Linked DNA regions of Homo sapiens: region 1 is linked to region 2. The links are chromatin loops, found by intact Hi-C in ENCODE. Cell type or tissue: PC-3. All regions are shown on one strand. Region 1 overlaps ASXL3 (ASXL transcriptional regulator 3). Region 2 has its middle 180 kb from the start of ASXL3.

Evidence for each region. A loop is a pair of places that touch in the nucleus more often than their neighbours do. Peaks named below come from ENCODE experiments on the same cell type or tissue, not always from the same donor. Only the 100,000 strongest peaks of a DNase experiment are listed, where the experiment ranks them.
Region 1: it touches region 2 in a loop (13-fold over the local background); 2 of 110 quality-filtered maps call a loop at or near these places.

Annotation. Positions count from the first base shown.
Region 1 is chr18:33,595,214-33,597,713 of GRCh38, reverse strand. The region is part of intron 1 of ASXL3 (ASXL transcriptional regulator 3); the gene reads right to left. Among named protein-coding and RNA genes, the nearest start is that of ASXL3, 18 kb to the right of the region's middle. In PC-3, no CTCF peak of the experiment used is centred here; no DNase peak of the experiment used is centred here; H3K27ac peaks cover 1,888 bases.
Region 2 is chr18:33,755,137-33,757,636 of GRCh38, reverse strand. No RefSeq gene overlaps it. Among named protein-coding and RNA genes, the nearest start is that of ASXL3, 180 kb to the right of the region's middle. In PC-3, no CTCF peak of the experiment used is centred here; a DNase peak (open chromatin) is centred at 1,236.

The sequences.
Region 1 (2,500 bases), 160 kb after region 2:
AACTGGGATTCAAATCCATGCCTCCTTGTCCAAGTGTTTCACCATCACAATATACTGCCTTGTATCAAATGGTAAAATCTCACTTGGAGGATAATTTAACAGTACTATTACAATGTAAAAGGTAGGCAGTCTCACTTACTGAACTTCATCTACCTTTAGGTATTTTTCTTACAAAAATTCACAGCCTATCCTGCATGTACAATGAAGCATTATATGAGATTATGACTCCAAAATAATGAGACGTAGTCTAAGAGGGAGATGGTTAAATAAATGAAGGTACATACATACCATAAAATAATAGAAATAATAAGGTAAGAAATAAGAAAATATGTACTGACATGGGAGGATGTCCATGAGAAAGTGGTAAGTAAAAATAAACATGTTGAAGAACAATACATAGAGAGGACGCATATATTCCAGTGTCTGTGGTGTACATATACATGTACACCACAAAGTCCCACCCACATCCCCGCCATATAAAAATATTAGCGTTAATAATTGTAATCCTGGAGACTCTACATATTATGTAATTTATATGACTTATGCATGTATTATATAAGTTATATAGTTGTTAACAGCTGATTTAAAAGTCAGCTCAAGGCTAGGCGCAGTGGGTCACGTCTGTAATCCTAGCACACTGGGAGGCCAAGGCGGGCAGATCGCTCGAGCTCAGGAGTTCGAGATCAGCCTGGTCAACATGGTGAAACCCTGGTCTCTACAAAAAGATAAAAAAATTAGCCAAGCGTGGTGGCACGTGCTAGTCCTAGCTACTTAGGAGGCTAAGGTGGAAGGATCTTTTGAGTCTGAGAGGTGGAGATTGCAGTGAGCCAAGATCATGCCACTGCACTCCAGCCTGGGTAACAGAGCCAGACCCTGTCTCAAAATGAGTAAATGAATGAATGAATGAAACAGAGAGAGAAAGAAGGTCAGCTCAAAAACAAAACAAATATGAATACTCAACCAATAACAGAAACAGTTACATGCCTTATACTGTAATCATAGTGAAGAAAATAAAATACAGGAAGACTGAAATTTTTCCAAAGCAAACATTACTCATCATTCAATCTGAGTCAGAAAAATTATTCAATGTTATTCCCACAAACTAGTCTGAAATGACACAGCATCCAGATGTATCTGCCAGAAGAAATTAGTTGTAAAATATATCTTTAGATAATCGTATAAAATGACTTTGTTATATGAAATTATTTGATTCTGCCTACTTAAATGTTGAATAACAATGATGTTTATTTTGTCACAGTTAATAGTAATTCTTTTCTCCTGACTATAGATGGACACCACCACCACCACCTCAATAATCCATTCAGTTAACAAATATTTACCAAGCACACACATACACTAAAATGAAATACAATAAAATTTGCCATTACCATTGCTGGAGACATTTACTCTCTGGCTTACTACAGTGGGGGAAGGGAGGGTGGCAAGCATTTAATTTACTTAGAAATAGATTTAAAATGAAAGGAAGGAACTAAGCTATATGTCTTCTTTCATATTCATTCAAAATGCTAATCTACTCTACATAGAAATGACCGCTGCCTACCCTGTTTCTAGTGGTGGTTTTATAATTCAGATTCTATGGAATTGTTATCTTGATATGTGTTTGCTGCTATATTTCCAGTAACTAGCACATGTAGGTGTGTAATACTTGCCTAATGAAAAAAAAAAGAAGACAATGAATTGACAAGAAAGAATTGATGTACTCAGTTTATTATTCCCTACTTCCTTCTTCCAAAGAATGCCCTTTCTCATTTTGATTTGAATGGAAGCTGTTACATTCCTGAAGCTGACATATCCCTGTCATATTCCTTCAGGAAGAAACAACTCCTGAAGAGCTTCCTATTAAGGATGGGAAGGAGGGATGGCTGGAGTTGGGGACACAGGGAGAGCCAATCATTAATCTTCTCCAGGATGTACAACCCTAAAACTCAAGAAAACACATCTTGATTACTTTCTGGTAATGATACTATGTGAGGAGAGCCTGAGATTTGCTGGAAGCTATGTTCGTAGGCATGTGAGCCAGGCTCAGAAAATAAGCATACTCTGCAGAGAGAGGATGGGAGAGTCCTAGTTACTTTCATTCTTACTTTCCAAGTATTACCTAGAACCTCCCATTTTGCTGCAATGGCTTCTAACTTATGAGTCTTCCAATAAACTCTCCTTTTCATTAAATTGGTTAGATGACCAAAGTTTCATGACCAATGTGTTCATTATACTAATTATTGAGCCTATAGTTGATTCCTTTCATAGGATATTTTAAAAAGATACAGGATATATAATAAATGCTTTTAAGTCAGATGCTAACTTATCTCCTTCCTTTAGATTAACAGAAAGATAGCAATTTCTAAAACCTCATCACTGGCAATGCAAACTCTTAATAAACAAAAATTCTGAGAAGCAGGGTGTATTTCTTTGTTAAATATGCACTTGACCCATCCAGAAGTAATATCTAAAAAAATAAACATTTTACAACAATGGGAGT
Region 2 (2,500 bases):
TAAACAACCATGTGTTAGAATAACTGATTACAGAGCCCAGTTTTTCCTTTCTGAGAAATTACTTTGATAGTCTTTTTCTTAAAAAAAAAAAAAAAAAAAAAAAAAGAAGGAAATTACTTTTAGGTCTTGACCAAAGGGTGTTCCAAGTGAAGAGGTCCCAAATCTTAGTAAGCGGGCAAAGGTGGTTTTATTTTTTTCAGCATTGCTTCATTAATCTGAATGTAAAACTATAGAAAAAATAGTCTCTAATTTAGCTAGAAAATAACACTCATTTGCTTGCTAAGGTCTAGCAACAAAAGAATGTTAATGCACATTACTACCTATTACTACAACAGTGAACACAAAATGAAATGAGCAGATGCTGATTTACCTTCTCTGGTGAATCATGCATGGCACGAAACTGCAGTCCTGAAGCAAGCTAGACCATCTGTGCTGTTTTCTCCAGATGAGCCAAATTTGATGACAAACCATTCTCCATATATAGGAGTTTTTCTTTCTTTCTCTCCATTTTATATTAGAAAGTATAGTTTCCCCAATAGAAGATGCAGAAAACTATTTTGCATCTTCTACTATATTGCTAAATATTTTGACTCTGAGCCTGGATAAAGCAGTCTGGAAATTAAATATAACTTCAAAAGAGACATCTTTTCAGAACTTGCATTCCTCAATTATTCTCTCCATCCATATGCAAGCTGTTCTGGAAAATAGGATGGCCCAGAAAGGTACATTTGAATGGCATTTCTGATAAATTTCTTCCACCTTATGATAATGTTTTATGGTTCAAATTTTCTTGAAAAATCAAGTCATGAGAAAAACCATGTATTCCCTGTAATTCAGGGCCTAGCATAGAGATGGTGATGAAAAAAATTTTTGCTTTTGAACGTTGGATGAATTTTGGCACTGAAAGTGCCTTCATCTTTAGAATCCCTTGACAAGTATTAAAGGTCAAGGAGTGAGGTCTTTTTATATTCAGTGAGATGACATGTTTTACTTAAGTAGAAAGGGAAGTTAAAATATCTCTTTTTGAAAATAGGAAAATGCAATTTCTCACTAAATCTAAACTTAAAATTTCTTAGTTTCACAATATCTTCAAATAAATACTTATCAAGATACTTAAAACATTAGGTTGCCAGATGGCTTTAAGATAAATATTTGCAAGCAAGAGGTGATAAAAGATGGGTTTGGCCTGTGGGCAAGATGATGAGTCAGACACGGAGCAGGAATGTGAATCACCCAACGTCATGCTCTCACAGCTGGGGCAGGATGACAATGCAGCGTGGACCACTTGGTGCTACAGACGAGGCTTCTCTATGGAGTGACAGTCATCGCTTATGTCCTCAGTCACCAGTGTGGAATTAAGAGAGTGGTAGGATTCACTTAAACAGGCGAGCATTTCTTGGAAAAATACTGATACAGGTGAAGCTAATCTCTGGCACTATATATATCTTGGTGTTATCAGCTGGATGACTCTTGTATGCTTTTTCATTTTCTGCAATGATCAAAATATTTTCCTTCTGTGATCACCAGCAGAGTGGGGAGCTTTTATTTCTCAAAAGTACTGCATGACACATTTATAAGTTCCCTGACTTCAATCCAAACTTGCAGCTTGCATGTGTAACTCTTTGTTTTCTTATTTGAAACCTATTAATATGAATAGTCAGAAGCAATTTCTTCTCTTTTAAAAAAATTAATTGCTCACATTGCAATTTATATCAAGATACTCCATTTTTTGGCATTGGTTTCGGTAACAGTCTCTGTAACACTAGTTAACTTTTACATACAGGAATATGTTTTATATTTTTTAAAAAGTATTAAAGAGTCAATGACCACCAAGGACATCAGGCACCGTAAATATTGTTTCAATATGTTAACTTTTAAAACGTCAATTATTAACATTACCAACATCTGAACAAATTCCTAGATTCATGAAAGAAGGCTTTGGGGACAGAGCTCTGAACTATGTAAAAGATCTGTGAGACAAAGTAGTAAATATAGAAAGCCATGTTTGCTCACTTCTGCCTGCCAGCATAATTTCACAAAGCCCCTGACTCTGTGACAAGATGCAGTTCTCTGGAAGAATGCTTTGAGGACAAAACTGGATAGAGCACACGGTTCCCACATCTCTTGAATGAAGTCACCATATTCCTTAAAGGATAAATGACCCTAGACCTTGCCTTTTCCTATAATAAGATAATGTCTGACAGGGTCAGTGATTATGCCTCTACTGTCTATAACCAGATGTACTCTTGCACCCAAAATTTGATATGATTTTGCACGTACTGAACCTTCACTGCCTGTATATAAGCAATGAGCCAAAACAGTTTTGGAATAGTCTGATGGAACCTCTCTGAAAGATCTCTCCAGGGCTATAGTCCTCAGTCTACAGTCCCCAGTAAGACTTCTGAATAAAACTAACTTTAATTCTTTACAAGCTTGATTTTTTTTTCTCTAGTGGACGGTCATAAAACTCAAAAAGATCATTATCAGAAAAAAAGAGTCT